Regions from separate parts of the Homo sapiens genome. Here region 2 is linked to region 1. The links are chromatin contacts, found by Hi-C or POLR2A ChIA-PET in ENCODE. All regions are on one chromosome and are shown on one strand. Each heading gives the region's core, a stretch centred on a gene start or an enhancer-like site at or near the end of the contact. The rest is flanking DNA. Distances are from core to core; before and after follow the strand shown. Region 1 holds the start of SH2D6 (SH2 domain containing 6). Region 2 overlaps TCF7L1 (transcription factor 7 like 1).

What was found. Hi-C counts contacts between places; a loop is a spot of excess contacts on that map. ChIA-PET counts read pairs that join two places held with the same protein, here RNA polymerase II (POLR2A). Pooled maps may share reads with other maps.
Region 2: a loop to region 1 is called in a pooled map, with 2.2 times the contacts of the local background. The contact joins the enhancer-like site here to the promoter of SH2D6 in region 1. A Hi-C loop is called at or near these places in 2 of 50 pooled maps. POLR2A ChIA-PET finds 5 or more read pairs at or near these places in 9 of 52 experiments (B cell, Caco-2, H1 and 6 more).

The regions. Positions count from the first base shown.
Region 1 is chr2:85,414,991-85,421,572 of GRCh38, forward strand. It overlaps SH2D6 (SH2 domain containing 6), which reads left to right and starts at 3,724. Exons shown (of 24, transcript NM_001394463.1): 1 at 3,724-3,940; 2 at 4,039-4,254. It overlaps LOC105374841 (a long non-coding RNA gene), which reads left to right. Exons shown (of 3, transcript XR_940316.3): 3 at 1,104-1,971. It also overlaps a transcript of CAPG not described here. RefSeq lists enhancers at 3,065-3,174, 3,171-3,706, 3,185-3,344, 5,573-5,722.
Region 2 is chr2:85,306,739-85,313,320 of GRCh38, forward strand. TCF7L1 (transcription factor 7 like 1) reads left to right here. Exons shown (of 12, transcript NM_031283.3): 11 at 904-979; 12 at 2,291-3,649. The coding sequence ends at 2,724. Among named protein-coding and RNA genes, the nearest start is that of TGOLN2, 18 kb to the right of the region's middle. RefSeq lists an enhancer at 2,898-3,781. Within about 2 kb of position 2,613, at least 23 of the 41 ENCODE cell types and tissues checked have a DNase peak (open chromatin) inside an H3K27ac peak, as active enhancers do; they include B cell, where a contact is called at or near this core.

The DNA.
Region 1 (6,582 bases), core at 2,474-4,973:
GCAGCTTCGAAAATCCCAACCAGAATGAGTTTCTCTGAAGTCCATGGGTGGGGCCTGGGGTAAGGAAACAATCTTTCTATCTGGGTGACCTCAGACAAGCACACTCCAGCAAGGAGTCCTCGGAAACCACCTCCCGCTGCCTACTATCTGCCTTCCTTTGACCAACTCTGCTCACTCTGCAGACTCAGCTTAAATATCCCTCCTCTGAAACTCCCTCTGCAGTGCTCCCCAGGTATTCTGGACATCAAGCCACTGGGCCACCTGCATCTACACGCCCATGGGAACACTTCTCAGGCACACCCGATAGCAAAAGTGGATTTGGATCCATGGGCAACCTGGCCTGCTTCCAGACAACTAGGCCTCTCCAAGGTTGTGCCCAGGCATAGTCCTTCCAGAGCATTCAGTTTTTGTTTTGTTTTGCTTAGGTCAAATTTATAGTGAAATGCACAAATCATGTGTACATTTAAATCAGTTTTGACAGATGCAACACCCATGTAACCCACATCCCTACCAAGATATAAAACACTTCTATCACACCAGAAAGTTCCCTCCCCACCATGTGCTTCCTCCACCATAATGTTAGCACCTCTAGCCAGGGACCGTGTCAAGTCATCCTTGCAATCCCAGCACCCTGCATAGCGCCCAGCAGGTAATAGGCACTCAAAAAAATTTTTACTGAATGCATTAACAGATTAGACAGCAAAACCCCCACATTCTAATACTGCCCAGATTCTGTTGCCTCGGGATAATCCCTTAAGACTTCCTAGCCACAGATTCCTCATCTGTGAAACGAGAACAGAAGCCCCAGTCCTCCTACCTTGGAAGGTTGTGAGGATTCAATGAAAGGCTGCTTTTTTTCTTTTTTCTTTTTTTTTAAGAGACAGGGTCTCACTCTGTCACCTAGGCTCTGGAGTGCAGTGGCATGATCATAGCTCCCTGCAGCCTTGAACTCCTGAGCTCAAGTGATCCTCCTTCCTCGGCCTCCCAAAGTGCTGGGATTACAGGAGTGAGCCACTGTGCCCAGCCGGGAGGATCCGCAAAAAGAATGAAGGCCTGGACAATGCAAGATACCATCACCATTATTAATAAACTCCTACTTCTAGGATGAACACCTGGCTGAAGAAACCCAGGAGAGAGAAGCACTGGACACTGGCTTCTGGGCTTAGCTGCTTGGACTCTGGCCAAGGTCTGGGGATGTCCAGGACAATCAGCTTTCTGCTTCTGTGCCCATAAACTCGGGGTATGGACTCATTTCCAGTGCTGAGAAGTTCTGAAATTGCAAAAGATTCTTCCTAGCAAGTTCTCGACCTGTCTTCTAACTACCCTGCCATGTGGCCCTCTCTGGGCCTCAGTTTCCCATCTGTGAATGAAAGCACTAGACTCGAAGGGTCCCTTCTGGCTCCTCTAACTCCAACCGAGAGGCACAGCTCAGGCTGAGCAGTTGCATTTCCTCATCACGGGGGACTGACAGGGATCTTTTGCAATGCTCAATTCTAACATCAAAATTCCCCCAAATATTCCTTTTTTTTTCTTTTTTCGAGACAGAGTCTCACTCTTGTCGCCCAAGCTGGAGTGCAATGGCACAATCTCAGCTCACTGCAACCTTCCCCCCCGCCGGTTCAAGTGATTCTCCTGCCTCAGCCTCCCGAATATCTGGGACTACAGGCGCACGCCACTATGCCAGCTAATTTTTTTGTATTTTTAGTAGAGACAGGGTTTCATCATTTCGGCCAGGCTAGTCTCGAACTCCTGACCTCAGGTGATCTGCCTGCCTCGGCCTCCCAAAGTGTTGGGATTACAGGTGTGAGCCACCTCACCGGCCCCAAATATTTATTTGAAGACATTGATTCAGGATGCTTCTAGCCATTAAATTTGATTTGCAAATGAATTTTTCTGGATCACCTCACAGGCCCTGGGGAATGGCCAGGGGTCTGGGTGGCCATATTTTCCGAATAAAGCTCAAAACCAAAACTTTGGTTTTGCCTTTTCTTAAATCACTGCTAGGTGCTCAGGGGCAACCAGAACAGTGACATGCTGGAATTCCTTGTGACTTCTTGGGAAAGTGGGACTGTCCAGTACAGCATGAGTGGCCTGGGGAGGGCACCAGGTGCCTGGGATGGGGGGACTAGTCCCCCAGAAGACAAGTTTACCCCTGTACAGCCAGCGTCACACTGGGTACTCAACACCATAACAGCTAACACTATTGTGTGCTGCCACTATATGCCAGGTGCTATCCTTGATATGATTTTCTCATTTAATCCTTGCATTTACTCTCTAACATGGATCCTCTTATTATCCTCCTTTGACAGATGAGGAAACAGAGATAAAGAGAGATAAAGTAGGTCAAAATCACTTGTTCTAGGTCCCACTTAGTAAGCGGCAGAGGATAGATGGGAGCCATGTAGTGGGAGTCCATGCCCTCCCCACTATCACCGCATGCTAGTGCCAGTTGTGAGTCCTTTCACATGCAAACAGCTATCTCAGCTCTTTTTTTTTTTTTTTTTTTTTTTGAGACAGAGTCTGGCTCTGTTGCCCAGGCTGGAGTGCAGTGGCACCATCTCGGCTCACTGCAAACTCCGCCTCCTGAGTTCAAGCAATTCTCCTGCCTCAGCCTCCCGAGTAGCTGGGATTACAGGCACGTGCCACCACGCCCGGGTAATTTTTTCTATTTTTAGTAGAGATGGGGTTTCGACATGTTGGCCAGGCTGGTCTTGAACCCCTGACCTCAGGTGATCTGCTTGCCTCAGCCTCCCAAAATGCTAGGATTACAGGCGTGAGCCACTGCGCCCGGCCATACCCTCCCTTTTGAGGTGAGGCTCTTGAAGGCCCAGACCTTTCCTCCAGTGCTTTGAGGTCTGATCCTGATGATAATAACACCTCACTCATAACCTGGACTTCACAGTTTACAAAACACCCCTCCTCCTCACCCCCTCCCAAACTCGGTTTATTTTTGTCGTTAAAGCAGAGTTGTAGGCCAGGGTGGACCATAGGTTTTCTTGGTCACGAGAGACTTCCTCCCTCCCTGGGCTCCCCTCTGTAGTGGTGCCAAATAAAAATCTGATCAGTCAAGCCTGTAAGGTAACTAGCGCTAATGTGCAGAGCCAGTCCTGGGCAGGCCTGTTCATTATTTTGCACACTCTTACACCGAAAGGGCCCAGGACCCTCGCCTGACCCAGCCTTGCCTGCCAGGCCTGGGCTGGGTCTCCCAGCCCAAATTCTCACAAGAGGGCCGACTCCGGCCAGAGCGCGCCCCTCTTTGTGCCTCGGTTTGCCCACCTAGAGGTCAGTCCCGCAGGCGTGGCGGGTACATCTCAGGGTCGGCAGAAAGTGCCACCGGGAGCCCAGCCGGAGTTGAGGGCCTCGCGCCGGGCCCACTGTCCAGATCCAGGGCTCACGAGAAAAACGAGGACGCAGGAGAGCCACACGCCAGGACGCGTGTAAGGCCCCAACCCGGCCCCAGCCTGGGCCCTAGACCCCTAAGAACTACAAATCCCAGCAGGCAGTGGGCCGCGGGGCGGGGTCTCGGAAGCTGCGGCCTGTGGTGCCTTTGCTGAGCCCAGGTCCGGAGGGCCCTCGGGGACGGGAGCACCACAACAGACCCCCGGACACACTTACACACACAGTCTCACAAACACACAGTCACACACGCACACACACACACGCGCGCGCGCGCGCCTTTTGGCCCCTCCCCTACAAACTACAAATCCCGGCAGGCAGCGGGCCGTTGGGCGGGGCCTTGGGTGCTGATCCGGACGCAAAGATTGCGCCAGCCAGGGTGGGATCCCGGTAGCTAGGTGGGGGCTACCCTGCTGGGGAAGAGATGGCCTTCTCTCCTCGCAAACCCAGCTCCCCACCCCTGCACGCGCCCCTCTGCCCTGGAGTCGCTGGTCCGAGCCCTCCTTCTCTGCGAACCTGAGCCCCGCCCTGCCCTCCCTACGAGGTTGGGGCCGTGGGAGATGAAGATGGTGGGTGGGGGGTTGGGCCCACAGCCTGCTAAGCAGGCAGAGTGGCCTCCTGAACCCTTCCTCCATCGCCTAGAGCAAACTCCCATTCCTGGAAGGAGGAGCAGCCCAGACCCTGAGACTGGACTAGGTCTGTTAGGGTCCCTGTGTGGCCGGCAGGACTCGTGGTGAAGCCCGGGGAAGGCCTGGGTCCTCCAGGTCAGGGATGTAGGTCCCAGGGTGTGCAGGCCGCGGTATCTGACCATCGTCGGCGCCCTGCGCCCAGGCATCAATTTTACATGGCAGAGTCAAGGTGAGGTTAGGAGGCTGCCAGGAGGTAATAACCAGGGCGCTCGCATTCAGCATCCTCTCTCTCAAAGCACTCTCCTCACACCTCAGGGTCAAATGTCAGAGCTCTTGTCCTAACTTCCCAGGTTGCCCAAGGAGCTTCTGAGGCGCTACAGAAGGGACTTACCCAGACCCTTCAGTGCAAGCCAGGAACTCAGGGTCCGGCCTGCTCGGTAGGATGAGCTGTGCTGAGGCCCTACTTCATCCACCCTTCTGGGCCAGGGCAGCCTCTTTCCAGAGGCCTCTTCTCAGCTGATTTCTGGCTCCCAAGCGGGAGACTCAGGTTACACCTGTATCGGGAGCAGTGACACCACAGTGGCCAGCAACACATTGGACTTTCTGTCTCCAACTCCATTTTCAGCTTTTACACTTCCTGATCTGGGCATATACTGCTACATACTGGATCATCAAGGAAGGAGGAAAATACCTAGTCAATGAAGGTTTAGCCATGACCTTGTAAGTCAGTGAGATTTCATTCTTGTGTGGTTAGTTCGAGGCGAGCTACTTCCTAGAAATATTTCATTTGATCTCTAAACACCTAGAAACAGCTCCAAAAGGGATATTCAAAGTAGATTGCCCAGATTCTCTTGATAGCAGATGTGGGGTTCATATTAACTGGTCGCGTGGTCTCTAAGCATGCCTATTTCTGCCTGGGAAGTTCTCAAAGGTTTGGTTTTCTGAGTGTTTCTGTTAAAACAATCAGCCTTTTGTTGAGTAGCCCTTTTGCCCCTAGAGAGGAGAGATAGGTACCATAGAAACTTGGAGACAGCTATTGACTCAGTCCCTGGACTCTTTAATAAGAGCCCGTTCTGTTTTGTTTGTTTGTTTGTTTGTTTGTTTCCTGAGACAGAGTCTCGCTCTGTCTCCCAGGCTGGAGTGCAGTGGCGCAATCTCGGTCCACTGCAACCTCTGCCTCCCGGGCTTAAGCGGTTCTCCTGCCTCAGCCTGCCTCAGCCTCAGTAGCTGGGATTATGGGATCACAGGCGCACACTACCACGCCTGGCTAATTTTCGTATTTTTAGTAGAGACGGGGTTTCACCATGTTGGCCAGGCTGGTCTCGAACTCCTGACCTCAGGTGATCAGCCCACCTTGGCCTCCCAAAGTGCCGGGATTACAGGCATGAGCCACCGTGCCCGGACTGAGCCCATTCTCTTATTATTAGAAATCTTATTATCAGAATGTGAGCTTCTGCATTCCAGGGCTTCGCACCAGACCCTCAAGTCAGTAATGACCCTTGGGACATGCAGTGTGCCAAAAGCTGTTGAATGCCCATTCCTGCTCCCTGAAGATCCAACCAGCAATCAGCAGGGTGCAGTTAAAGTCACAGAGCAGTGTTGTTAGGTCATTACAGGGAATGTGGCTAAGGAAGGGCAAAGCCCAGCAAAACTTGTCCTAACTTCCCACGTTCTTTCGCTCTGCGGGCCTTGCCTTCATTTACCTTCCTGATAACTAAAGCCTGGGTCGGTGGTCCTCCAGGCCACGCCCCTTCCACCGTCAGCCTCCGGGCCCAGGAAATGAGCGACAGGCTGCCATGCCCCTCCTCACCACCAGGGGTCGCCCTCTCCCGTGGAACGACTGCTTAGGTCCCCACAGTGGCCCGGGACGGGGTGAGGGGACTGTGGCTTTGGCTCTGTGTACATCATATGGCCTTGGCCAGCATCCATTCTTCTCTGGCCTCGGCTTTTCTGTTGGTAAAAGGGAGGGAGGGTGATCTCAGGGCCCTCCAGGCCCATCAAGGAAGGAGGTGGGGTTGGAGACGTCGGGGAGCCACTGTGTCCAGTCTCTCCTAACGGGGAGGGTAGAAGACCAGCTGGGAACAGGAGAAGCTTGGCTCCCAGGCTCTGTGCTGAAGAAGGAAGCCTAAGCAGGGCCATGTTACATTTGGTGGAGGAGGGAGAGTGTAGGGGAGGAACAGACGCCGGCCGCTCCCGCTAAGGAAGGCAAATTGAGGAAAGGACCCAGTGGGGTGGGGAAGGTCGGCCAGAGGTATCCAGAGAACCAGAGAAAGTGAGTGTGAGGGAGTCCTTGGTGATCCATCTGCGCTGGGGAAAAAGGTTTTCAGCAGATAAACAGCCGGGACCTCGGGGGATTGTGCCTCAGCCTAGGCCCGGTAGTCGAAGACATATGGACAGGAAATGGGCAAGACACGGGCCTTTCAGAGAAGAGAGACCAAAGATGTTTGCAGAGAGGCAGGCTTTGCGCAACCTGTAAAGAATGAGTAAGGTTTGAATAGCAGCTACAACAAATATTGATTGAGAGCCTGCTGTGTGCCAGACTGTGGGCCCGGCACTT
Region 2 (6,582 bases), core at 1,363-3,862, 110 kb before region 1:
ACTGCAAGCTCCGCCTCCCCGGTTCACACCATTCTCCTGTCTCAGCCTCCCGAGTAGCTGGGACTACAGGCACCTGCCACCACACCCGGCTAATTTTTTGTATTTTTAGTAGAGACGGGGTTTCACTGTGTTAACCAGGATGGTCTCGAGCTCCTGACCTCGTGATCCGCCCACCTCGGCCTCCCAAAGCGCTGGGATTACAGGCGTGAGCCACCGCGCCCGGCCAGCGACTGCATTTATAGAGGACTCTTAAGATCAGGGAGAAGCCCATACTTCTCTAGAAATAAGGAAGGTGTTTTAATTCTCAGGAGGTCAACAAGTCCTGAGGACGGACTTCAGTTGATGCATTTCCCTTTGAACTGGACTCTGCCCTCGATTTCATAACACAGGGCACGGGGTTAGCTGTGGTAGGAAGAGTTGTCTCCAGCCACTCCTAACCCAGGGCTCAAAGACCAGTGTGTGAGCCTCAGGGGGCGTGTCTCTAAGCTCCCGGAAACCAAGCCAATTTTCGCATGCGTGTTCTTCTTTGCTTTTTTTCTGGTAAGAGGACCCACAGTTGCATCAAACTTTCAAAGGGACCTGGGACCCCTCAGAAAAGATCTAGAAGCACTGTTCTAGGGAGAGAAACAGAAAAACAGAGTCTGAAGGGCAGTGGAGGGAGGAGGCCTTCCAAGAAGGCCTGGACACCCGACCTGGAGGGGAAACGCGTTTGTAGGGGAGGAAGGGCTCCCTCTGCCTCCTCACGGGCTCCCACGGCTGTGATCTGAATTATCTCTCCACACTCTCCCTGAGGGATCGAGAGCAGTAAAGGGCAACGTCCTGTCTTCTCTCTGATCTGGGAGCCCCTGAGAAGCCAGCATTCTTCTCTCCCAGCTTACCTCTTCCTTTGGCTGTATTTTCCAGGGTAAGAAAAAGAAGAGGAAGAGAGAAAAGCAGCTGTCCCAGACACAGTCACAGCAGCAAGTCCAGGAGGCAGAGGGTGCGTCTCGGGGCACTGGCCTCTTCTCCTGCTTTTCCTTTTGTCACAGCCACACCTGCCCATGCTGTCTCTAGCTCCCTGATGGGTCAGGGCTTCTGCCTCGGTATTCGCGGGCGGGTATTATTACCCCTTTCTCGAGGTGGCCACTTAAGAGGCTCTGAGATGTGAAGGCATTTTCCCAGGCACTCTGCTTCAGTGGTGGTGGTAGGATTTGATCCCAGGACTTTGTCACTTCAAAGCCTAGACAATCTAATTCCATTGAAAAGTGAATCATCCTACCTGAGGGTTAATGGAATGAGGTTGAAATTGTCTTTGAAATACCCTTAGGAAGGCAGCACATGAGCCCCTGACATCCCACCTGTCAGTGGATCCAGGGGAGCCCGGGTTTCCTTGGATGTTTCTTTGGTTGAACACCAGAAAAAATTAGTTTGCTTGGGTTTAGGAGGCACTTTGTGTCAAAACCATGTATAAAATCTCTATATTACCAGAATCATGCCTAGCACAGAAAGATGCTCACACTGTGACGATTATTATTAATATTTAGGTCACGCCCCCCATCTCATGCTCACTCCAGGACAAGTGTATCGCTGCTTGCACGATGTAAAGTGCTTTCAATCTCTCTTCTTCATTCCTCCCTCCCTCCCTTTCTTCCTCCCTCCCTTTCACCTTCCCTCCCATTCTCCTTCCCTCCCTTTCCCCTTCCCTCCCTCCTTTTCTCCCTCCCTTTCTCTTTCCCTCCCTCTCTTTCCCTCCCTCTCCCCCTCCTTCCCTCCCTTCCCCCCCTCCCTTTCTTCTTCCCTCGCTTTCTCCTTCCGCCCTCCCTTTCTCCTTCCCTCCCTCCCTATTTCCTTGCCTCCCCTCCTCCCTTCCTTCCTTCCTTCCATTATACATAGGAGCGCACATGAGTGGAACCCGTACCTGCTACAGAACCCGCTGTCTGGCACGCTGTTCAGCAGGCATGCACTCTCTCTGACTGTATTAATACCATAAACCAAAGATTTCAAAGCAAACTGGAGATTCATCCCAAAAGTTACCAGCTTTAGGAAAGGAGGGTGGTCCTGTGAGACACTGAGCCGTCTTCTCTCCGATCTGATGCTGGGTGGATCTTCATCAGTTTGGGCGTTGCCTCTTCTCTGTGCTCTGGGTATTTGTGAATGCAGTTTCCTAGTCTTGAAAGCCTTGGAAGTAATGTCAGGTCCTCGCCAAAATCATCCCTGTGTCTCCAAAGCACATGTATCGCCAGGGCTGTTCCTCAGCCTCCTCCTCTCACAGAGCTATAGCTGCTCACTCTTTCTTGTATTTTCCCCCTAGGTGCCCTGGCCTCCAAGAGCAAGAAGCCATGTGTTCAGTACCTGCCCCCCGAGAAGCCCTGTGACAGCCCTGCCTCCTCCCACGGGAGCATGCTGGACTCCCCGGCCACTCCCTCTGCAGCTTTGGCCTCACCAGCTGCCCCTGCTGCCACCCATTCGGAGCAAGCCCAGCCCCTCTCCCTCACCACCAAACCAGAAACCCGGGCCCAGCTGGCTCTCCACTCTGCCGCCTTCCTGTCGGCTAAGGCTGCAGCCTCCTCCTCTGGGCAGATGGGCAGCCAGCCTCCCCTCCTGTCCCGGCCCCTCCCCCTTGGGTCCATGCCCACAGCTCTGCTGGCCTCTCCCCCGTCCTTCCCCGCCACGCTCCATGCCCACCAGGCCCTCCCGGTGCTACAGGCCCAGCCTCTTTCCCTGGTCACCAAGTCTGCCCACTAAGCTCCCCCCGACCCCTGCAGGCTGTCACATGACTCATTGAGTAGTAATGATTCAGAAGAAAAAGAAAAAGGAGACTTTATTGGTCAATATTTGACCACTCTGGACTGTTCTGTAAAGTGGCTGGTAACAACAGCACTTTACAGTTTGTAGATGTAACCAGTAGCTGATCTTAAGGCTTTTTTAAAAAACAAAACAAAACAACAAAAAAAAATCTTTATAAGAAAGAGAACTGAAAAGTAGCGTGCTATTCGTCCTGTAGGTGCTGTGGTGGATGGACCTGGGCAGAGGGCACTTCTCTCTCTTACCTCTCTTGCACTTTCTGTCTCCTGTCTCTTCTCGCCCCTGCCGCCTGCCCCAGCTTCCCCGACTCCATCTGCAGCTCTGCCATTGTGACATTTCCTGTTACCCAGCCCAAGTTTTCATCGTCTGCTCAATACCGTGGGTTCTTCTTCGTCCTCTGTCCTCTGCCCAGTGTGAGGCCATCACCATGTGAGAAGACATCTTGGCCTGATTTGCTGCCACCAGCGTCCCCTCCCTCAGTGGGCCCGAACTCGCCAGCCCCAGCTTTCAGTGGAGAAAGCGGTCCTCTGAAATGGTTTCCTCCCAACCCCCGCATTTAAAGGGACTCAAGGTGCCTGCCACTTCCTCAGCGAAGAAGTCTGTGTTCCTCCCCGTCCTTGCCAGTGGCGATCATCCCTTCACAATCCCAGAGTGGCAGGCGGGACCGGCCCCATGGTCTGGCTCCTGTCACCTGGGTCCGTGCCAGCACAATCTGCCAAAGTTCTAGAGACCCTGTTCCCTTCCCCATCACCTCACATGCTTCTTCTGTGTGTATTTCTTTTTGTTTTTATGGTTTTTGGAGCAATTTAAACTCCCAGTTGTTTATTTTCACAAAAGAAAATAAAATTGCAGTTGCAAGACCTTTTCTGAGTGTTTCTTTAGTGCTTTTGTTGAATCAAACCACCTGTTTGTTTCACTCCCAAACCCTGTGTTAGACTTTCGCAGATATGCAAAGGAAGATTGCCACTTGCCACAGGGGAATGTTAGGCATGCCTGACACCCTTAGAAAACCTGAACCCAGCTTCCTGTCTCAAATGTGCATGGGCCAGTCAGTGTCCATGACTGAGCTGCAAAGGGGGTAATCATTTTCACAGCTGATTTAAATGAATTTGCCGCCTGGAATGACATTCAGCTTATGCTTCTATCACCCATTTGACTCGTAATTGCCAAGATGTGAGGAAGCATCTTTTGGATACTTTCCATAGTATCTAGCACCACAATTAATTTTTTGTAACAGCTTTATGGAGATATACTTCAGCCATTTAAAGTTACACTTCACCCATTTAAAGTATACAGTTCAGCTGGGCAGAGCCGCTCTTGCCTATAATCCCAATGCTTTGAGAGGCTGAGGCAGGAAGATGACTTGAGGCCAGGAGTTCAGGACTAGCCTGGGCAACATAGCAAGACCTGATCTCTTTAAAAAAAAAAAAAAAAGCAACTAGCTGGGGATGGTGGCACACAAGCCTGTAGTCCCAGCTTCTCAGGAGGCTGAGGCAGGAGGATTGCTTGAGCTCAGGAGCTCAAGACTGCAGTGAGTTATGATTGTGCCACTGCATTCCAGCCTTCTCAACAGAGTAAGACTCTGCCTCAAACAAAAAAGGTATACAATTCAGGCTGGGTGCGATGGCTCACACCTGTAATCCTAGCACTTTGGGAGGCCGAGGCGGGTGGATCACCTGAGGTCAGGAGTTCGAGACCAGCCTGGCCAACATGGCGAAACCCCGTCTCTACTAAAAATACAAAAATTAGCCAGGCATGATGGTGCGCACCTGTAATCCCAGCTACTTGGGAGGCTGAGACAGGAGAATCGCTTAAACCCGGGAGGTGGAGGTTGCAGTGAGCCGAGACAGCGCCATTGCACTCCAGCCTGGGCAACAGAGCAAAACTTCATCTCAGAAAAGAAAAAAAAGTAGACAATTCATTGGCTGTATGTTCAGAGTTGTGCACCTATCACCAGTCAATTTTAGAAAGTTTTTGTCAGTCCCAAAGGAAGCCCCATATCCTTTGAAAATCACTCCACATTTTGCCCATCTCCCCCAGCCCTAGGCAACCACTAATCTACTTTCTGTCTCCAAACTTGTCTATTCTAGACATTTCATATACAGTCATGCATCGCTTAGCAACTGAGACAACGTTCTCACAAATGCGTCGTTGGGCAATTTTATTGTGTGAACATCATAGAGTGTAGTTAGAAAAACCTAGATGGTGTACACACCTAGGCTATATGGTATAGCCTATTGCTCCTAGGCTACAAGCCTGTACAGCATATGCTACTGTACTGAATACTGTAGGTGACTGTGACACAGTGGTGAGTGTTTATGTATCTAAACATAGAAAAGGTGGCTGGGCGTGGTGGCTCACGCCTGTAATCCCAGCACTTTGGGAGGCCGAGGCAGGTGGATCACTTGAGGTCAGGCAGGTGGATCACTTGAGGTCAGGAGTTCGAGACCAACCTGGCCAACATGTTGAAACCCCATCTCTACTAAAAATACAAAAATTAGCCAGGTGTGTGGCACATGCCTGTAATCCCAGCTACTTAGGAGGCTGAGGCACAAGAATCACTTGAACCCGGGAGGCAGAGTTTGCAGTAAGCCGAAAGCGCACCACTGCACTCCACCCTGGGCGACAGAGTGAGACTCTTTCTCAAAAAAAACAGAAACAAAACATAGAAAAGGTGCAGTAAAATCTGGTGTAAAAGATAAAAGATGGGCCGGGTGCAGTGGCTCAAGCCTGTAATCCCAGCACTTTGGGAGGCCGAGCAGGGTGGATCACCTGAGGTCAGGAGTTAGCGACCAGCCTGGCCAACATGATGAAACCCCGTCTCTACTAAAAATACAAAAAGTAACTGGGCGTGGTGGTGGGCGCCTGTAATCCCAGCTACTCAGGTGGCTGAGGCAGGAGAATTGCTTGAACCCAGGAGGCAGAGGTTGCGGTGAGCCGAGATCGCACCGTTGCACTCCAGCCTGGGCAACAAGATCAAAATTCTGTCTTGGGGAAAAAAAAAACAAAAAACAAGATAAAAGATGGCATAGCTGTATAGGGCATTTCCCAGGCATGGAGCTTGCAGGACTGGCAGCTGCTCTGGGTGCGTCAGTGAGTGGTGAGTAACCATGACGCTGTACACTTAGGCAACACTAGGTTTATAAAGAAATATTCTTCTTTCTTCAAGAATAAATTAACCTTAGTTTAACTTTTTTACTTTATCAACTTAAACACTTTTTGACTCTTGTAATAACACTTAGCTTAAAACGCAAATACACTGTACAGCTGCACAAAGATATTTTCTTTATATCCTTATTCTATGAGCTTTTTTCTAATTAAAGTCTTTTTTGGGGCTGGGTGCAGTAGCTTATGCCTGCTAATCTCAGCATTTTGGGAGGCCAAGGTGGGCAGATCACTTGAGATCAAGAGTTTGAGACCATGACCTCAAAACCCCAACTCTACTAAAAATATAAAAATTAGCCGGACACGGTGGCGGGCGCCTGTAATCCCAGCTACTAGGGAGGTTGAGGCAGGAGAATCTCTTGAACCCGGGAGGCGGAGGTTGCAGTGAGCTGAGATCATGCCACTGTACTCCAGCCTGGGCAGCAATGCGAGACTCCCTCTCAAAGAAAACAAAAACAAAAACATTTTTTTTTTTACTTCTTAAACTTTTTTGTTTAAAACAATAAAAATATAGCAAATACATAAACCAGTAACATAGTCATTTCGTTCATTAAAAAGTACTATAGGCCAGGCGCGGTGGTTCACGCCTGTAATCCCAACACATTGGGAGGCCGAGACGGGCAGATCACCTGA